3 separate regions of the Homo sapiens genome follow, and regions 2 and 3 are each linked to region 1. Evidence: chromatin contacts called from ENCODE Hi-C or POLR2A ChIA-PET data. All regions are on one chromosome and are shown on one strand. Each heading gives the region's core, a stretch centred on a gene start or an enhancer-like site at or near the end of the contact. The rest is flanking DNA. Distances are from core to core; before and after follow the strand shown. Region 1 overlaps ZMYM4 (zinc finger MYM-type containing 4). Region 2 holds the start of ZMYM6 (zinc finger MYM-type containing 6). Region 3 holds the start of KIAA0319L (KIAA0319 like).

Region 1 (2,928 bases), core at 209-2,708:
CTGTCTGCCCTCACTTTCACACAATAAACTTGGCGAGACTGAATTCAACTAATTTTGTAATTCAGTTTGCACAATTAAATTTTGCATTTGATTTTCAGCAATATCAACCTGTGGTTATATAAGAATTAAGATTATTAATACAAAAATGAGCCAGGCATTTTGGCTTACACCTGAGGGTGAGATGGGAGGATGGTTTGAGCCTGGGAGGCAGAGGTTGCTGTGAGCTGAGGTTGCAGTGAGCCGAGGTCACGCCACTGCACTCCAGCCTGGGTGCTTGTCACAAAAAAAAAAAAAATGTATATATATTTTTAAGGTTATCTTGAAAGGTCTCTCTTTCTCTGACTGTGACTTGAGCTGACTTAACGGACCTGAACTTGTTATTTTCATCAGAAATGCAGAAGAGCACTTAGAGAATTCATCTCACATAACAGACTTTGTAGCCATCATTACTGCTTTACTAGTTAAGTGCAACAGCCATTTGGGTTCCCAAGGTACTTGCTTTAGTTGGCATTTCATCATCACCAACCACAGGTGATAGCCTGATTAACTGTGATGCCCCTGCATATGTGGGATTATTACCAAACTAGTTCCTGCTTGAGCCCTATACTCAAGCCTAAGGACACAACGAAAAGCAATTCTGAATCCCATTTTTGTGTGCCTGTCTCCTATGACCACTGCCACTACCAGTCCTGTATCAGAGGACAGAAACCACACAGTAATTTGAATATGGAAAGTTTAACATAAAGAATTATTTACCATTAATGGGGAATTAACTCTAAGGCTTAAAGAGAATGCTAAAGATACAGAATAACAGTAGAGGGAGCGGCCACTGCCTCTAGGTCTGAGGCAAAGTTAACAAGGATGGAATAAATCTGGATGATGGCCAGCCCACCAGCTTCAAGGCTGAGATTCAGATCTTGTTGGAGAAGGTGTGGTCCACTGGATGCTGGAAACATCTGAGGTGGGGCAGGCTTTTGCTGGCAATTAAAAAATGCCCCCCTGGGGTGCCAATAAAAGTCAGTAGGATGGTGAGTCCCTCATCTCTACGAAAAATAAAAATATTAGCTGGACATACTGGTGTGCACCTATGGTCCCAGCTACTTGAGAGGCTGAGGTGGAAGGATTGCTTGAGGCCAGGAGATCAAGGCTGCAGTGCACTCACTGTGTTTGTACCACTGCACTCCAGCCTGGGCAACAGAGGATACTGTGTCTCAAAAAAAAGTCACTAGGAAGCCCCTTGCTGAATCTGGCTAAGAAGATAGGCTGGGACACTGGCAAAATTCTCTGGGAAGTCTGTCTCCCATAGGGGTGCTGCTGAAACTTGCAGGGTAGGTGCTTTCTGGAGTGCTGACAAAACTTGTCAGGAAACTACTCATGCGTGTGTGCCTGTGTCACTGAGACTTGCTGGGGAGTTGGTCTCTGGGAGGGCCATTTGGAGTCCTGCACAACACCTCCACTGGAGCAAGCCGGCTAGAGAACAGTGTTAACAGGAAGAGAAGCCCCTTCCTTCTAGAGTATTCCTCCAGTGCCATCTACTGACAAAGGTTAACATTGTGCCAGCTGGCAAAGGAGAAAGTTTTGCAGGGTCCATCTCCATTATGTAAAGCAGGGCAGAGAAGAGTGGGTTTGGAGTTGAGAGGCAATCCATTTGTAACTGGTGAGAACCCACATAGTTACATTGCCATACTCTTTACTTAGGGTAGATGCTTGTTTTCATATGGTGTCATTTTCCTTCTGCTGAGGGACTTTCCTTTAATACCTCTTGTAGACTGGTCTGGTAGTGATGAATTCTCTGTTTCTGAACAAGTATTTATTTTGCCTTCAGTTTTGAAAGTTTTTTTTTTTTTTTTTTAAGAAACAGAGTCTTGCCATGTGGCCCAGGCTGAACTCAAATTCTTGAGCTCAGGTGATCCTCCTGCCCCAGTCTCTTGAGTAGCTGGGATTACAGGTATGCACCACCACACCTGGTGTAGTTTTGAGAGATATTTTTGCAGGATTTTGAATTCTAGATTGACATTTTCCTTTACTTTCAGTACTTTAAAGATGTTGCTCCTATACCTTCTGGATTGCATTGTTACCAATGGAAGGTGTTCAGGTTCTTGGCGTCTTGAACAAAGAATTGGACAAAACACACAAACAAAGCGGGAAAAGAATGAAGCAAAAAAAAAGCAGAGATTATTGACAATGAAAGTAAACTTCACAGTGTGGGAGCTGGTTGGAGCATAGGGGCTCAAGGGTGCCATTACAGAATTTTCTGGGGTTTAAATCCTCTTTAGAGGTTTCCCATTGGTTACTTGGTGTACACCCTTTGTAAATGAAGTAGTGGCCCCCAATGAGAGGCTGAAGTTAAGTTACAAAAGTTATACCCTATGCAAACCTCTGGTTGTGGAAAGCAACCAATCAAAGGCTAAAGTGAAGTTACAAAGTTATACTTCTGTGCAAACAAAGACTTAGCCAGGAATCAGTCTGAATAGTTGCCTGGTAAGTTGCAGAAAGCAACCAATCAAAGGCTAAAGTGAAGTTACAAAGTTACACTCTTATGCAAACATCTGATTGGTTGCAGAAAGCAACCAACAGAGATTCTTTCTTTCTTTCTTTTCTTTTTTTTTTTTTATGAGACAGAGTCTTGCTCTGTTGCCCAGGCTGGAGTGCAATGGTGCCATCTCGGCTCACTGCAAGCTCCGTGCCCTGGGTTCATGCCATTCTCCTGCCGCAGCCTACAGAGTAGCTGGGACTACAGGCGCCTGCCACCACGCCTGGCTATTTTTCTTGTATTTTTAGTAGAGACGGGTTTTCACAGTGTTCGCCAGGATGGTCTCGATCTCCTGACCTCGTGATCCGCCCACCTTGGCCTCCCAAAGTGCTGGGATTACAGGCATGAGCCACTATGCCCGGCAACAGAGATTCTTTCAATTTTCCATCTGCCAC
Region 2 (2,928 bases), core at 311-2,810, 270 kb before region 1:
AGATCGCACCACTGCACTACACCCTCAGCGACAGCGAGAGCCTGTCTCAGTTTGGGTTATTTTAAACTTACAAACCAGAAGCCGTTTAACTAAAATTTTTCAGTTGACCAGATGGAAAAGAAGGAATTTTTTTAAATTTTTAAATGAAGATGAAATGCTTACTTGAGCATTGTCTGGTTCTTCTTTAATTTTGTCCAGAAGCTCCTGCTGTGGTACCACTGCTTTGCCACATTCACCATCCAAAGGTTCTTTCATTCTAATTTTTTACCTCAAAGAGTGTCTCAGGCTCAAACGAATAGATTTCTTCTTGGTAATGGATAGTTGGACACCTAAAATACATACTCAGGCTTATTCTTTTTTCTTCAGGCTTATCTATATGAAAGAAAAACTTTGTGTTGAGTGCATGAGGCTTCACGGCTCGGCATTTGAAAAACAACTCTTCTGGGGCCACAACTAACTTTTTTCTTTCTTCCTGCTTTCTGTTCCTTCAGTAGCTACATAAGAAAACAGTTTTGGGGCAACAGCTCCCACTTCTCTAATATCTTTAAAGACACACAACACACTCTGGTTTTTTCCTATGTTGAAGGTTATTGAAGGGAATTAGACCAGCAGACCAAGACGTGGGAGGAAGTAATAAACTCTGAGAAGAACGGACTCAAGAAATAGTTTCTGACCCCATAAGAATCAGTACTTAGAGGCCCACGTCGGCTTTTATTTCTCAAAGAGGGGCACAACAACCTCCCGGCCCTGACCTATAACTCAACCTTCACTGGAAGCCTCCCTAAGGGCCCCATTTCTCGGCCTAACGCTAGATGTGAGCTCAAGATGCCATCCATCGCAGGCGAACAACAGGAACGCCCTTACTGAAAGTGAGTCACCTGCCTCTTTCAAGGTCTCCGTGTGAGGGGTGGGGGGCATCAAGCCCCTCAGAGCCCCGCTTCACAATCGCCTTCCTGTAGAAAAGAAACTCAATTGGCCATTCAGTAAATTCCCTTCCCCTAAAAGTCAAAGAACTAAACGGGACGAATTAAACCTAAAACAAAAAGCTCTTCAAAGTTGTCTTTATCCGAATAGTCCGGGATGGAAACGGACAACTGGTTGAAAAGCCTGTTCCAAAGAAGAAATGAGAACTTTTGCGCACTCGCCACAAAATATCTACGGGCGCTCATCCCTCCTCTGAGAACCGCACGCTTTCCGAAATTCTCCTTCCCACCAAGAATTCCCACTCCCATCATTGAGGACTAACGAGGCAATGTGGTCTCCGACTGAGAGCGGTGGACTAGCCAGTGAATGTCAACGCGTCCCTAAGGCGATATCCGCAGCCGCCCCAGCCGCGTAGCCCACCTGGCACCGCCCCCGCCGCAACGCCTCGTCACGTGGTGTGGCCTCCGCCCCGCCGTCCCGCCCACTACCACTGCGGCCGCACCCACCTTCTGTCGCCTCCCTGCTACCGGAGGAGCACTGGAATAGGAACCAAGTCCTCTGCATCTAGACAGGGATTATTTTCTCTTCTGGAATTCCGCCTGATCCATCCCAACGCAACGACCGGCCAACCACGCCTGCGCAGCCTTGGTCTCCGCCCTCTTTTCCCGTCAGGCTCCGGACCTGAGCTGAGTAGAACTTCCCAGCATTCCTCTTTCCTCAATTATGGTTCACTTCTTAAAGAGACCGAGGCTCAATAGTGAAAAGGTGGAGATGGCGTTAGAAGGCGCTGTAAGTGCTCTATAGCATTCTTTTTTTTTTTTTTTTTTTTTTTTTTTTTTTTTTTTTTTTTTGGAGACAGAGTATCACTGTGTTGCCCAGGCTGGGGTGCAGTGGCACAATCTCGGCTAACTGCAACCTCCGCCTCCTGGGTTGAAGCGATTCTCCTGCCTCAGCCTCCCGAGTAGCTGGGCTTACAGGCACGTGCCACCACACCTAGCTAATCTGTAGCATCCTTTAGTGCCCATTTCCTGAAAGGTGGCCTACTGAGAGAGCATGATATTAAATAATACTTGGCTTGCTGAGCACTTCACATGCACCATCCCACTTAATCCTCACCATTTAACCCTAAGAGGTATAATTTTTTAATCTCTTGAGATATAAATGAAAAAACTTGCTCAAAATTGAGATTTGGTTTTTTTAATTCAACATTGTTTCACAGATACGTGTATGATTTGTGACTGTTCATTCATTTTGACTGCTGTATAGTATTCTATTTTATGAATATGATACAATTTTAATCATCTACTACTGATGGACATTTGAGTTGTTTCCAATTTGTGGCTATTAGGAATAATGCTTCTGTGAACATTCTTGTCATTGGTGATGTTAAAAGACAAAATTACAACAAATTTAATTTAAATATCTCAATTAGCTTTATTTGTGATTCTAGAATCTGGCAGCACTTCATTCCATAAAATAGAACAAGTGTTCCAATGAGCTGAGCAGAAGAGGTAGGTTTTATAGACAGAGAAGGGCTGGAGAAAGCAGAAGTAAAGAACAAAAAACAGATTGGTTCATTTCAAAGTAACTTTCCAAAAAATAAATAAATAAGTTAATTTCCTTGTAAAGCAGAACCAAGAAACAAAACAATAGAGAAATAACTGATTGGTTAACATCAGGTAACTTCAGTTTATCTTTTTTTGGTAACGATTAAAGCAGAAGAAATTTCATTATTATGCTAATTGAAACTGGCACTCAGGGGAAATTAGACTCTTATTATCTCTTTTTCCTGACTTTTCAGAACTTCAAATAACAACGTAGTTTCCATTTGATGACATGGAACCTCAGTGTGAGTGACTCCATTTTGATTTTTAGTCTGGTTCATTGAGACCTACTGCAGGAGCTTAGCCCGAAACAATGGCCTACAAGTTTTATTTAACAGTGATACATATGCACACATTTCTGTTGGGTTCATACCTAAAAGTGAAATTGCTTGTTATGTAT
Region 3 (2,928 bases), core at 187-2,686, 260 kb after region 1:
AGTCATTCCTCTGAAACCTATAATTGCCTAAGGGCACAAATCACTGCTAGGGTCCAGTTAAAGGCTTGCTGACCAAACGCAAGAACAACAACACATCACCAAGATCCGAATAGTTTGTTACTGAATCAAAGGGTAACAACCCAGGGAGAGAACACACACCCCCACAATACTTGACAAATGAAAATCTAGAGAAGCTCACAATAGTTCTGGCATTTAGGGCGTTACAAGTACACCCAAAATAAAAGCACTCTCTGTTGCAGCAGCTGTTCAGACAGAGCAGGGGGTAATGTTTACTTAATACTTCAGGTTGATGGGGGATGTATCACAGTTCAGTCTGTCAACTACATACGTGGAACTCCATTTATGTACACAGCGATAAGATATGTTTGAACAACGATGGAGCACGTCTGAAACAATCTATTCAGTTGGTATGAGTAATCGAGAATAAAGCTCTTTTTTAAAAAGTCTCAGATATTTGGGAAAGTTACAGAACAGACTGCCATGAATAGCTTTGCTTATATTTGCAGACACTGTTTTCCAAATAGCTGGAAAAATGAACAGATTGTTCTGGGAGGTCGTCTTTCCAATTTGTTCCTAGTTTTCAGTCTGTTAATCACAGGAGAGAGCACAAGGAGAGTCAGCTAATGCTCTTCACTAACTGCAACTACTGTCAGTTGGACACAACCACTATGAGACCAGAAGCCAAAGAGTTCCTGGAATCCCGCCAGAGGTTATCAATTTTGACTTCCTTCATTTCACCTTTGTGCTCACTGCAGCCACTACAGGACCCTCTGTGGGGCATAATTTTCAAAATCGTGGATGAGGCAGGTTTCACATTATAATGGACACATCGTGCTCAACCCCATCCCCTCTTCATTCTGCACCAACTTTCTATCTCGGTGGAGAGACCAAACATCAGAGACAGCAACTAAAGACTAGGCTGCAGAGGTCGAAGGTGGAAGAAGGACGGCAGCGCCCCGAACCCCGGCTGTCTGCCTGGCTCTCAGGGGATGGAGGGAGCTGCATGACTAGGCCCAGGCCCGAGAGAAGCGGGGTTCAGCCTGGGACCCAAGCTGCGCACCTGCAAGGACAGAAGCAGCTGGCTGCCCTGGCCGAGCCAGGGGCGCCACCTCCGGACCCAACATCCGGCCAGCGCAGCCGCTGACATCGCCCGTCCCGCTTGCCCCTCCCCTGAGCCCATGGTCCTCGGCCTGGCAGCCAGCCGCCCCCGGCCACCTACCGGGGCTCAGGGCCACATAGCGGGGCCCCGGCTCTCGGCGGCCTCCGCCTCCTCCTGGTCCATGGGCTCGGGGACCCCCAACCTTCGCTCCCCTCACCCGGAGGAGGAGGAGGAAGAGGAAGAAGGTAGTGCGGGCTCCCCACCCGGACAGCTACCTCTCGCCTCAGCCTCCCTGGACAGCGACGGCGGCCGGAAACACCGCCTCCTCCCACCTCCCCGGGACCGACCCGGAAACACACTCTCCATGCTAACCAAGCCCTCCCGCCCCTCCCCCGGGAAGGGCAATGCCGGCCGCGAGACCAAGGGGGAGGAGGGGCAGTGCTGGGCGGGTAAAACTACGCACAAGCGAAGGAATCTGGGCCCCCAGCCTCTCGCCGCCCGCTCTCCAGAGGCAGTCTGCACCTTGCCTCCTTCGCTCGAGCCCCAGCCCCCAGACTCGGGCAATACCCACAAGCAAGATGGCGGCAACGGCGGCACCCCCTACTGCTTAGCACCCTGACTTGCCATTGGCCAGAGCCCGGAGTGAAGCAGCCGCGGATTCGTCAAGAGCGGTGCGGGGGTGGGGGTGGAGCTGCAGCAGCCTGGAGCCAGGAGTGGGCAACGCGGCGTGAGCAGCGGCCCGAGGCTCCCGGAGCATCGCGCTGGGAGAAGACTTCGCCGCTCGGGGCCGCAGCCTGGTGAGCTCAGCCCCCTTCGGGCCCTCCCCTGCATCCCAGCCGGGGCCTCTCCGAGCCGGCGCTGATCGATGCCGACACACCCCGGGGACCCTATCGCGACTCCATCGCGCCATATCGCGACACCATCGTGCCCTGTCGAGACTCCATTTTGTCACAGCCCTTTTCAATATATATCTTTTTTTTTTTTAATTTGCCCTGTCATCTTTGGGGGCTGTCTCCCATGTCGTGATTTTGACGTGATCTCTCCGTGACATCACCGCGCCATCGTGAAGTGTGATCTCATCGCCGCCCTGTCGTGACTTCATCAATGTCGTGTTGTGACCTGGCTGCGGCGGGACAGGTGGTGACCGCCAGGAACCCTCCTCCCCTTCTCATCTCCCCATCTCAGCAGCCCTGCTTCGATTATCCGGCTTTTGGATTCTCCGTTGTCCTGGGAACTATCCGGGACCCCCTCTTGCTTCTCCAGCCCCTGCCGGCATCCACAGGCTGGTAGCGGGACGGGGAGGGCGAGAAGAGGGAGCGCAAGGGGTTAATTCTGCTGCTGCCGCCGCCGCTGCTGCTGCTGCTGCAGCCTCTACCCGAGGGAGGGAAAGGAGAGGAGGCAAGGAGCCTGCGGGGGCGACTGAGAGCCCTGGCTGGAGGGGTGGGGTCCCCAAAGGGGCCTCCAAGCCTTCCCTGTTGAGCGTCTTGTATTCTCACTTCTGAAGCGTATCTCTGCCTCTGAAGAAGGGAGGGGAAAGGAAGCCTGGGGTGTCCTTTTCTCCCATGTCAGCCTGAGTCCGGATAATCGAACTTCACCCATGTATGTCTCCATTTCTCCCTGTCTGTCCTCACCACTCACTCCCTCTGTGTCCCTGTGGAGGGAGATAAAACCCAGCCTCCGGTGCCAGGGGGACAGCTGAGCAGTGGGGCCAGCTCCCGCCCACCCCCAGGAGACTGGTGAGGAGAGCTGTCCGGCTGAGCAGCAGCATGCATGGTCCTTCTTTCCCGCTTTCTGGAGGTGACCTTGGA

What was found. Hi-C counts contacts between places; a loop is a spot of excess contacts on that map. ChIA-PET counts read pairs that join two places held with the same protein, here RNA polymerase II (POLR2A). Pooled maps may share reads with other maps.
Region 2: a loop to region 1 is called in a map of heart left ventricle, with 2.8 times the contacts of the local background. The contact joins the promoter of ZMYM6 here to the enhancer-like site in region 1. A Hi-C loop is called at or near these places in 2 of 168 maps with a recorded cell type or tissue (heart left ventricle and naive thymus-derived CD4-positive, alpha-beta T cell), 5 of 37 single-sample maps with no recorded cell type and 14 of 50 pooled maps. POLR2A ChIA-PET finds 5 or more read pairs at or near these places in 4 of 52 experiments (A549, K562, PC-9 and 1 more).
Region 3: a loop to region 1 is called in a pooled map, with 2.2 times the contacts of the local background. The contact joins the promoter of KIAA0319L here to the enhancer-like site in region 1. A Hi-C loop is called at or near these places in 1 of 168 maps with a recorded cell type or tissue (endothelial cell of umbilical vein) and 8 of 50 pooled maps.

The regions. Positions count from the first base shown.
Region 1 is chr1:35,297,198-35,300,125 of GRCh38, forward strand. The region is part of intron 1 of ZMYM4 (zinc finger MYM-type containing 4); the gene reads left to right. Among named protein-coding and RNA genes, the nearest start is that of ZMYM4, 30 kb to the left of the region's middle. Within about 2 kb of position 1,459, at least 2 of the 41 ENCODE cell types and tissues checked have a DNase peak (open chromatin) inside an H3K27ac peak, as active enhancers do.
Region 2 is chr1:35,030,385-35,033,312 of GRCh38, forward strand. ZMYM6 (zinc finger MYM-type containing 6) reads right to left here and starts at 1,561. Exons shown (of 16, transcript NM_007167.4): 1 at 1,431-1,561; 2 at 163-329. The coding sequence starts at 255. It overlaps LOC124903990 (a long non-coding RNA gene), which reads left to right and starts at 2,336. Exons shown (of 2, transcript XR_007065739.1): 1 at 2,336-2,773. RefSeq lists enhancers at 863-1,389, 1,390-1,914, 1,571-1,750 and a silencer at 1,281-1,400.
Region 3 is chr1:35,555,967-35,558,894 of GRCh38, forward strand. It overlaps KIAA0319L (KIAA0319 like), which reads right to left and starts at 1,437. Exons shown (of 21, transcript NM_024874.5): 1 at 1,241-1,437. NCDN (neurochondrin) reads left to right here and starts at 1,833. Exons shown (of 7, transcript NM_014284.3): 1 at 1,833-2,257. The coding sequence starts at 2,225. RefSeq lists enhancers at 1-66, 867-1,594, 1,595-2,321, 1,611-1,670 and silencers at 1,131-1,230, 1,241-1,380, 2,452-2,661.